2 separate regions of the Homo sapiens genome follow, and region 2 is linked to region 1. The links are chromatin contacts, found by Hi-C or POLR2A ChIA-PET in ENCODE. All regions are on one chromosome and are shown on one strand. Each heading gives the region's core, a stretch centred on a gene start or an enhancer-like site at or near the end of the contact. The rest is flanking DNA. Distances are from core to core; before and after follow the strand shown.

Region 1 (5,394 bases), core at 580-3,079:
AGTGTCAGCAAGCTTCCAGGCCCCAGCCCAGGGTGCAGGAAGAGGAGCTACACCCATTCACCTCTGGTCAGCATGCTCCCAACGTCTGAGACCTCATTTCTCATTCCTTCTTCAGTCCCCATTCTCATTGTGGTTCGAGGTCTTTCTCTCTGAGCCAGGAACTCCGCAACCTTCCACCCTCCCTACCTCTTCCTCTCCTACCCCAGCCTGGGGCTCAGTCCTGGCTCAAGCACTCAGTCCAGCAGAAGCACTGTGTAGCCTCCCATTAAAGCTCACGCCTGTGAAAAGAACAGCCATTGAGGCCTTGAGATGGGGCCACACTGACCCGCTGACTCTCAGGACTGGACACAGCAGAGGCCACACATACTCAGAACAAAGCCTGGAAAGGCAAGGCTGGAGGTCAGTAGTTGTGGCAGCTTCACATCAACTCAGCTTTAATGTGATTTAATTTCCTTCTCCCTCCAGTGGGCCAAAGGTGCAAAGATAAGTATGGCTGTTCTCTCTCCTTCTAACAGTGAGGTGCTGGGGGTGGGGGTGGGGGAATATGGAGAAGGGACCCTCACCACCCACACCTTCCTGCCTCCCCAACAAGTGCTGCCCTCCTCTGCCCAGCATTCTCCCCACTTTGCCCTCAGCTAGTGGGTGCTTAGCCTCCAGATAGCATGCCCCACCTAGGCCCTGCCCTGGGCCTGTGATCCAGAGGTCCCAAGAAGCAGAGGCCAGGCTGGATCCAGGGGGTCAGCCAAGGTGAGGGTGGGAGCACACAGGATTATCTCCCAGGGACAGGGCTGCTGCCTCGTAGCTCAGGATGGATAGAATGTGGGGGGATATCCAGCTACATTTTCCCTCCACAAAAGACCAGAATGGGAGAGGGATGGGGTGCTGCCCCGACTTTCTTCAACTCCCCGGAGCAGAAAAATGCCCTACCTCCACTTTCCAGTGCCAAGATTCAAGAAGAAAGGCAAGCGGAGACTTCCCTTTCTCAGTCCCTGCTTACTAATGGAAACACGGGTCCAGAACCTAAATCCAGTCCCTCCTCCTTCATACCACCGGGAGGGAGGTGCAGCCCAAGCCCCCGAGGCCCCAAGGGTCCAGGTGTAGGACCCTTTATCCTCTCCGGCAGCCATCCCTGTGGGTGTGGCACCCCCGCCACACCCCATTCTTGTCATCTCAGGGGGAGGGGGGAAATGTAATCGGACATCCCCCCCATCCAATCCATCCTGAGCTGCGAGGCGGCGGCTCTGTCCCTCGGAGATAATCCTGTGCACTCCCCACCTTCACTCACCTCGGCTGACGCAGGAGTCTCCGGAGCCCGCACTCCCAGACATCACTGCCCTCCTTCCTGAGGGTGCTGAGGCTCGGAGGCTCAGAGATGCTACTGGTCCAAGGTCATGCAGCGAGGCAGCGGCAATGAACAGGGTCGTGGGGAGGAGGGGGCGCTGACCCCATTACGCCCCCGCCCTCACTACCGCACTCATGCCCCCGGACAATCGCTTCGCGGAAAACACCCCAGCTGCACCAGCTAACGGTCACTGCGCCCCGGGAACCTGACATCACTCTAGTTCAGGTGCTGGGGAGTCCTCCAGGCCCGGCCCCGACAGCGGAGCCCCCCACCCCAGCCCTGCCATCACGGCCGCTGGGGTCCCAGGCACTGACTGCTCAGGACAGGGCCGGGACCGGGAGGGGACCTCGGCGAACGGGAAGGAACCGGGAGGCAGGGAGCAGAGGGGTGGCCTCACCTTGCGGGGTGCACCCCGGGGCCGGGGAGGGCAGGGACGACCACTGCAGCGGCGGCGGCTGCAGGAGCTCAACGCCGAGCACGAGGAAGGGAGCCCCGCGCCGCGGCCGCCCTCCCGTCGGCACGCCCCCGCCTCCGCCCATTGGTTGATCTGGGAGGGTGGGGCGAGGGACGCTCCGGACCAATGAGCGGGCTCCAAAGAACGGCCAACTGGCGAGGGCCGCCTACGTCACGTGCCAGGGTCGCCGAGGCAGCGCCCTGCTAGTCCGCGCCTGCCGGGCGAGCTCTCGCGAGGAAGACGGGCAGGCGGCCCAACTAGGCCAGGGGCCAGAACCGACCACTCGAAGAGGGAGAAGGAGGGCCTCGGATAGGCCCCGCCCCCGCTCCTTCTTCCGCCTGGGGGATAGCGCCTCTAGCCTTGAACCTTGCTTAGGACGCACCTCCCTTGGGCCCTTCGCTCTCGGGAGGGCTGTCGGGCGCGTCTCGGGGCTGGGTGGAGCTCCCGAAGGTGGCCTTTCTCCCTGGGCTTCCACGCCGGCTTCGGCCATCGATACGGGCCGTGTTGGTCTCGTTCAGGAGCTGAGGAACCCTCCATCACTCCTGTTTCGACCCCAGGGTTTGGACCTCTTCCCCTTCCACCCCATCCCCTGTCTCGAAAGAAGCAACCCCCGTGCGGGCCCGAGACGCGTCCCGGGTGCCTGGCCCGGCCTGGAGAAGCATCAGAACAAAGAAGGCACGCGGGCTGGGGGCTGGGAGAGCCTGTGACGCGCCCCCGGGGACCGCAGCCTCTGCTCCCGGTCTCCATGGAGGCGGTCGCCATGGCAGCGAGATGCGCCTCGCTCAGCACCGCGGGGTGGGATGTGGGCGCCTGCAATGAGCCGAGGAGCGAGAGGCGTGGCCCTCCGGTCTGCGGGGGTTCTTGCCGGTGCTCTCCGCCCGCCGGTTCGCGAACACCCCACCTATACTTCGCCCGTGGGGACGGATTCCCCAAAGTGCCCTCAGTAAGCCGTCCGGAGCACGCAGCGCCTTGCTTCCAACGGAACTAGAGAGACGGCCTGGGCGGCCGAAGGCCAGCCTCCCTTCAGCAGGGCCGGGGTCGCTGCCTTAAAGGAGCCCTCAAGTCTGCCACCCTGTGGCCCATAACCTGTCTGCTGATCTCCAGTCTGCACACTGTTGGCAAATTAATCTTTCTGAGCTCTTGTTTTCATCGCGTCCCTCTCCTGCTCCAAAGCCCTCTGGGACTGCCTCCAGTAGCGCTTCACAAACTTCAGCAGCACTTTGGGTGACTCATGTGCCCTCGCGTTTGAGAGACAGCGCTTACATTGAGAGCTTTTCACATTCTGATCTCAGCCCATCCACTCCTGCCCACTCTACCCACTCCCACCACACTACCTTTAGACCTTGTCTTGAAAGTCTAAAGTTGGCAGACGGTGGGCCCAAAGTGGCCCGTAGGTGTATTTTGTTTAGCTCACATGGGGCTTTTTAAAAGAAGTCCTTCCCCCTCCTGCCTCCTCCGCCTCTTTCTGGAATCAGGAATCTGGTTTCGTGGCTTTTGAAATATCAGAAGATCTGACAACATGGGCTCACTTTCCAGCCTGGCATTACAAGCCCCTTTAAGAGCACATAAATTTACCATAGTCCCCGCTAATCCCTGTTTCTCACGGTTAGTTACCTTCTGGGTCTGTGCAGACATTTGTGATCCCCTCCCCCTCATTATCCCACCTTCCAACCTGGAAGGCCCTCCCCGCTCTCTTCTCATAGCCAAAATTCAAGCCCTCTTCAACCAAGATAAGTTTTGCCTATTTATTTATTTATTTATTTTTGAGACAGAGTCTCACTCTGTCGCCCAGGCTTGAGTTCAGTGGTGCCATCTCGGCTGACTACAGCCTCCACCCCCTCCCCCGCCGGGTTCAAGCCATTCTCCTGCCTCAGCCTCCCAAGTAGCTGGGATTCTAGGTGCGCGCCACCACACCCAGGGCTAATTTTTGTATTTTTAGTGGAGACAGGGTTTCACCATGTTGGTCAGGTGGGTCTCAAACTCCTAGCCTCAAGTGATCTGCCTGCCTCAGCCTCCCAAAGTGCTGGGATTACAGGCATGAGCCACCGCGCCTGGCCCAAGCCTGCCTTTTTCAAAAGTCTTTCTAGCCAACTTCTCAAAACCATCTCTGGTGTGGGCTCTCTCAAACACAAACTGGCTGCTAACTGCACAGCCCGGGGTTATTTCCGAATTGTCAACTCCTTTCAGCAAACATTTACTGAATGTATCTGATGAGTAAGTTATTGTGCTAGGCTCTGTGGAGTGGAAGGCACTCACAGTTTAGTGTAGGAGGGACACCACACACAAAGAACTGTGGTCTCCTGTCCTTGCCAAATGTTCCTCACACTCCCAGGCATCGGGCAGTCTGGCCCACTGGGAGGAGCTGAAATACAGAGCTGCCCATGCCTAGGGATACTACATGCTCTCAGGGAAGGCCAAAGATGGTTCTGGAAAGCCTCCAGGAGAAAATTAGACTCTTTGTGTCAGGAGGAAGTCAGGGCAGGAGTTACCTGGCTGCCCCATCACTGCCCAATGTGTCTGTGTTACCACACGAGTAGTGCCCAGGCTCTGGGGCTTCCTGTGCGGAGGGCCTTACCAAAGATAGATGGCTCTGCAAGGGAAACCACAGGCCCCTACCAGGCCCCCTGGAGACAGAGGCAGGACAAGAAGAATCAGGAACAACTCCAGGTTAGGAGAACAGATGGAGCACGTATAAAACATCCACTCACGGCCGGGCGTGGTGGCTCACGCCTGTAATCCCAGCACTTTGGGAGGCTGAGATGGGCGGATCATGAGGTCAGGAGATCAAGACCATCCTGGCTAACACGGTGAAACCCCGTCTCTACTAAAAATACAAAAAATTAGCCGGGCATGGTGGCTGATGCCTGTAGTCCCAGCTACTCGGGAGGCTGAGGCAGGAGAATGGCGTGAACCCGGGAGGCGGAGCTTGCAGTGAGCCGAGATTGCGCCACTGCACTCCAGCTTGGGCGACTGAGCCAGACTCCATCTCCAAAAAAAAAAAAAAAAAAATCCACTCACCATGAGAACCTGGTGACTTTTAAAAAAAAACAAAAAAACACAACACTTGCTACAACTCCAAACACACGGTTTTTTGTTTTTTTTTTTATTTTTCAGAGACAGGGTCTCACTATGTTGCCCAGGCTGGTCTCAAACTCTTGGCCTCAAGCGATCCCCCGACCTTGGGCTCCTAATGTGCTGGGACCAGACCAGAGGCACAAGCCACTGTGCCCAGCCCTCTATTCTTTTTAATTAAAAATTAAACAACTATAACCTCATTGGAAAACTGCTTGGCAGTACCTAATAAAAATGATAAATGAAATGAGTAATTCCACTTTTTTTTTTTTTTTGAGACAGAGTCTTACTCTGTCACCCAGGCTGGAATGCAGTGGTGCGATCTCAGCTCTCTACAACCTCTGCCTCCTGGGCTCAAGCACTCCTCCCACCTCAGCCTCCCCAGTAGCCAGGACTACAGGCACATGCCACCACACCCAGCTAATTTTTGTATTTTTTTTTTTTTTTTGAGATTACAGGCATGTGCCACCACGCCGGCTAATTTTGTATTTTTAGTAGAGACGGGTTTCTCCATGTTGGTCACGCT
Region 2 (5,630 bases), core at 1,049-3,548, 300 kb before region 1:
CTACAGCTAGGGCATGGCCTATGCCAGCCTCCCCATCTGATGGGGTCCTGCCAGAGGGTAGGGCCATGTCTTCAATTTCAAAATCCTACATGGCAAAAACATAACCTGCAAACCAGAATGTCAGTGCTAGGGCCTAGGCCGAACAATAGTTTTCCTGTAGGAATGGGGAGTATGTGTGGATGTAGAGCTGGGGGTAAGGCTTTTGTGCAATTCAGCTTCACCAGGCTTGAAGAAGATGCAGTGAGGACAGTCAGGACCTGAGTATGAGAGTGGGACCTGGGTATGAGTGTGGAAATCCATCTTAGAACCTTAAAATTCCATACTCTGAGGTAAAGCTGAGAGGCTCCACAGGTCTATGAGGGTTTTTCTTTGTTTCCCAGGGACTGTAAGGTGCCCAGATTCTGAGGTAGGTGCCATAGGAATATTCCTCATAGCACAAGCATTATGTCGGACAATGTTCTGCTTATCTATTACTGAGTAACAAACCTCTCTAAAACTTAGAGGCTTAAAATAACATAAATCATAATTTATGAAAAATTATAAATAATTCATCACTTAAGGGTTAAATGATAAATGAGTTATTTCTTAGGATTTTGGATAAGTCACAGTTAGGAAAGACCTGTTACTGTTGTAGGTAACATGGAACAGCCCAGACGGTTGGAATAACCCAACCCAGATAGCTTCTTCACTCAATGACTGATCCCTTAGCTAGGATGGCTCCACCAGCTGAGCGGCCCAGCTCTCCCTCTCCAAGTCCAAGTGGTCTCTGCACATGGTTTCTCTCCAGCAAGGTGGCTAACGGGGTGCAGCTCATGACCACCAACAGCTCAAAATCAAGGCTGCCAGGTCTTTTTTTTTTTTTGAGACAGAGTCTCGCTCTGTCCCCCAGGCTGGAGTGCAGTGGCGCGATCACGACTCTCTGCAACCTCTGCCTCCTGGATTCAAGCGACTCTCCTGAGTAGCTGGGATTACAGGTGTGTGCCACCACGCCCGGCTAATTTTTGTATTTTTTGTAGAGACAGGGTTTCACCACGTCGATCAGGGTGGTCTCGAACTTCTGACCTCGTGATCTGCCCGCCTCGGCCTCCCAAGGTGCTGGGATTACAGACGTGAGCCACCGTGCCCGGCCAAGGCTGCCAGGTCTTTTTTAAGCTCAGAGCTAGAAACAAGACATTGCTACTCCTACCAACTTCTTCTATTGGTGAAATTGAGTCATGGTTTCTCATGGTCTCAATCATGACCCAGCCCAGATTCCAGGGTCAAGGACCATAAAAGGCTACATTGATGGAAGACATGTCTCATTGAGGGACACCAGAGTAACAACTACCAGACAAGAAGGGGCAGGTCTGTGTGAGCGCCATTTCCTAATTCTATATTGCCCACTCTTCAGAGAAGATGGTTGGAGGGCAAATTGTGGGGAGCAAGGTAACTCCAAACTTTTACAGAATTAAAGGTAGGGGGTCTGGTCAGCTACAGTCCATCTGTTATCAAGAGGCCTGGCTGTGTGTCTTCATTCAGTTTATTAGGCATTTACTGAGCACAGCCTACATGCCAGGTTCTTCATTTTTTGACACAGGGTCTTGTGTTGCCCAGGCTGGAGTGCAGTGCTGCGACTGCGGCTCACTGCAGCCTTGACCTCTCCAGACTCAAGCGATCCTCCTGCCTCAGCCTCTGGAGTAGCTGGGGATACAGGCGCGCACCACCATGCTCGGCTAATTTTTGTATTTTTAGTAGAGACAGTGTCTCACCCTGTTGGCCAGGCTGGTCTCGGATCCCAGAGATCAAGTGATCCGCCTGCCTCAGTTTCCCAAAGTGCTGGGATTACAGGCGTAAGCCTCCGCGCCCGGCCTATGCCAGGTTCTACATGTGTTCTTTCTTGACTCTTGTGTTACAGAGGCTCGAATGAAGCCTGGCTTCTACAGTACCGCACCCAGCACCTCGCTGCGATGCAGCCTCCTGTACCCTTTCCGTCCGGCAGCTGGAGTTAGGGCAGAGTGCCGGGTCTCTAGGAGGGCAACACTCAACGCAGTCGGCTCCTAGGCATCCAGTGGGGCTGCAACCCCGCCGCCGGGGACGAAAGGCGAAGGGGGAAAACTAGAGCTTTCGCCGGCCGGGACAGCGCAGCCGGGTTTCAGCTCGTTCTACGGTCCACGTCAGAAGATCGCCTCCGGCGCCGCGGACGCCGGAGACCACTGTCTGCGCCCCCGCACGCACGCACCCACGTACTCGCGCACGCGCGCGCCGGCCCCGCCCACCGCCCCGCTGTGGCCCCTTTGGACCGCACGAGCCACCGTCCGCACAGCCCCGCCCCGCACGGCCAGGCGAAGCGGAGCCGGCCGTGCGGTGTGTGTGTATGTGTTCGCGGGGCGCCGTCTCAGCCCCGGGAAGATGGTGGCTGCAGCGGCGGCAACTGAGGCAAGGCTGAGGAGGAGGACGGCGGCGACGGCAGCGCTCGCGGGCAGGAGCGGCGGGCCGCACTGGGACTGGGACGTGACCAGGGCTGGGAGGCCGGGGCTGGGGGCCGGGCTGCGCCTCCCGCGGCTGCTGTCTCCACCGCTGCGGCCACGGCTGCTGCTGCTGCTGTTGTTGCTCTCGCCGCCGCTGCTGCTGCTGCTGCTGCCCTGTGAGGCCGAGGCCGCGGCGGCGGCGGCGGCGGTGTCGGGCTCAGCCGCAGCCGAGGCCAAGGAATGTGACCGGCCCTGTGTCAACGGCGGTCGCTGCAACCCTGGCACCGGCCAGTGCGTCTGCCCCGCCGGCTGGGTGGGCGAGCAATGCCAGCACTGCGGGGGCCGCTTCAGGTGAGTGGCGGGTGGTGTCGGAGGGTCGGGTCCAACCAGAGGCTGGGGCTGAGGGGCGTTCGAGACGGCTCCAGGTCAGAGGGAGATGCTGGACAGAAAGTGGAGAGGGTAGGGCCGCCCTATGGGGTTTGAGGGCCATTTGCTTCCGGGGAGATCATCGTCTCTGGCCTGGGGTCTTTCTCTGTTGGAAGGTGAAAAGGTGTGGGGCAAGGGTGGGGGCACCCCGACGGTATTTGGGTGCTTAGGTTAGTTAGATGGGAAGAATGCTGAGGGACCCAAAGAGCATCAAAGCCGATCGCTCTAAAACTCGGCGTGTTTCAGCTAAACGAGGTATCCAAGGAAAGGTGGTCGAGCCAGGTTTGCTTGAACACTTCCTTTTAACATCCACATGTGCCCTAGGACCCGATGAGTTCCCCGATGCACTGGAGATGTGGGGTGCTCTGAAGAAACAGGGCCCTGGAAATGCTTTGTTGGCTGGAGATAAAAGGGAAAGGGTAGCATTGTAAGATATTAGGGATAGAAGGACCAGTGGTCCTTCTAAAGGAAAGTGAGGAAACTAGCCTTTTGGCAAAAGCTCCCTGGAGGTGGCAAATTGGAATAGGGTCTGTGGTGAAGAGGGAATGGAAGGAGATTCCTATTTGCCTTGGTTTCTGGACAATATGAAGTTCTGAATTGGCTTAGTTTGGGGCAGTTCCTCTTGGAGAAATCAATAAATTAATTAGCAGTTATCGTTATTTGCTTCAGTTGTGCAATGATTTTCCAGATAATACAGACAGATTAGCCAGACTTTGGCCTTGTCCACAGGGAGTTTGGAATATAGCAAGAGAAAGATAATGTGCGCACATAACCCTAGTCATAAGGGTTACAGAGTCATTCACGCCTTTGACAGGTATTTAGCTTACTGAACACATGTCTGATGTGGGGGAGTGGGGAAATGTGAACAAGACAGACAGGGCCTCTGCTCTCATTGACCTTAACATTCTAGTGGGAGCAACAGGCACTTAACAAGTAAATAAATGAGAGAAATAAACATGGTAATTTCAGGTAATGGTAAATGCTATCAAGAAAATAAAAACAGCGTGGTCTGATAGAGAATTATAACCGGTGGTGACTCTTGGAGAGGGTTCTCATTTGAAATGACATTTGATCTGAGACCTGAATGAGGCAACAGGGAACTTGTGGGAATTCAGGGATGGAGAGGTTGTGGCTAGCTGGAGGGATGCAAGGAGGACTTTGAGGAGGCGGTAACATTGGATTTGAGCATGTAAGGTTAAGTAGGATTTGGAAATGTGGAGCTGGAAAAAAATTACAGATGGAAAGAAGGGTGCAAACAAAGTTGTGGAGGCTGGAAAGTAAAGTTTTGCTGCTGCCTATGTGGAAGAGAGTTGTGAGAGAGGAGTTTGGAATAGCAAAATTGTAGACTTAGGTAATATTAGGTCTTCTGAGGAACTCAGAGAACGTTGAGCAGATGAGCTCTTTAGTTTTATGGATGGAGAAACCAAGTTACTTCAGGACCACTGATGCAGTGAAGCTGCTTTTGTAACTTAGGGTGTTCTGATTTATGAATTCCATTAACCTACATGTATTTGTTGAGGGCTCCTATGTTTTAGGTTGTGAGATACAGTGGTATACAAGACAGGCACAGTCCTGCTCTTACGGAGCTCACATTTCAGCTTGGGAGTAAAAAAATCCAACAAAAATTTTATTGTAATTTTGTTTAAGGCTGTGGAGGTAAAGAGCAGGAGACAAACAGAGGACTTGACTTAGTCTAGGGGTAAGGTAAGTCACTGAGGAAGCGATGTGAAGTCTGAGGGGTGAGATGGTACTACCTGCGTGAGGGGTGGGGTGCTGAGGGGCCAGCAGGTACAGAGGCTTGGGGTTGAAGCGGATGGAAGGCCAGGTGGCAGGAGCAGAGAGAGCAAAGGGGAGCTTGGCAAGACTGGAGAGAAAGGCGGGAAGCCAGGCCAAGTGGAGATCTGTGGGTTGGATTGAGAATTTTGACCTTTAGCCCAAGAGCTGTGAAATGGCGTAGTTCACGCCTATTTTCATGACATTATAGGCTTTTAGATTGGAGCCAGAATACAAATGGCCTTGAAGGTGAGGCCAGGGCATTTTCCATTTGAGAAGCTTCCAAGGTCAGGTGAATGGATGGTTGAGTCAGACGAGGATCCTTCAAGTTCTGAAAACCTGGGACACTGTGGTAGGCAGTGGGGACCAGCGGTGTGGGAAGGGGACTTCATAGCAAGATCAATCTGTAATGTTCAGAGTAGGTACACTCACTTTGGGCATGAGAGATAGGGGGCAGCTAGGTGGGATCTGTTGGCATGGGTCAGAGCAGTGGTAATGAGAGCTTGTAGAGGTGAAATGGACAAGTCTTCCGTGTAAACTGGTTTGCTCTTGGAAAGGTGGGGGATGGTGAGGGAAAGAAAACTAGATCCTGTCTTGGGTGGTTGAGAGGACAGTGATACCATTAACAGACACAGGGACACAGGAGCAGGTGTTAGACATTTAATTGCATGCATGCTGAGTTTGGGGTGCTCTCAGAGTACACACCTGGCAGATGTTAAGTTTGGAGTCATCGACCTATGAGGGAGATTGCCAGGGAGCTCTCTCTGAGAGTCCACATGGAAAGCCCAGAGGATTGGATAAGAGCTACTTGTTGCAGGGAACAGGCAGTCCTGACACTGGTTGTCTCAAATAGTGTCACAGGTGAGTGAAGGGACTCCCCTGCTTATTGTGGACATTCCCTTTGAGCTGATTCTAGGTGATGTCAGTGCTGTTTCCTGGGTAGACAATTATGACTTTGGTCCTGATGATACCATTATATTTTGT

What was found. A loop is a pair of places that touch in the nucleus more often than their neighbours do. ChIA-PET counts read pairs that join two places held with the same protein, here RNA polymerase II (POLR2A). Pooled maps may share reads with other maps.
Region 2: a loop to region 1 is called in a map of heart left ventricle, with 5 times the contacts of the local background. The contact joins the promoter of ATRN here to the promoter of ADISSP in region 1. A Hi-C loop is called at or near these places in 1 of 168 maps with a recorded cell type or tissue (heart left ventricle), 2 of 37 single-sample maps with no recorded cell type and 11 of 50 pooled maps. POLR2A ChIA-PET finds 5 or more read pairs at or near these places in 1 of 52 experiments (AG04449).

What each region holds. Positions count from the first base shown.
Region 1 is chr20:3,765,924-3,771,317 of GRCh38, forward strand. It overlaps ADISSP (adipose secreted signaling protein), which reads right to left and starts at 1,830. Exons shown (of 6, transcript NM_001258429.2): 1 at 1,740-1,830. RefSeq lists enhancers at 975-1,739, 1,867-2,453, 3,115-3,164 and a silencer at 1,725-1,964.
Region 2 is chr20:3,468,720-3,474,349 of GRCh38, forward strand. It overlaps ATRN (attractin), which reads left to right and starts at 2,299. Exons shown (of 29, transcript NM_139321.3): 1 at 2,299-2,798. The coding sequence starts at 2,389. RefSeq lists an enhancer at 1,886-2,025 and a silencer at 2,126-2,685.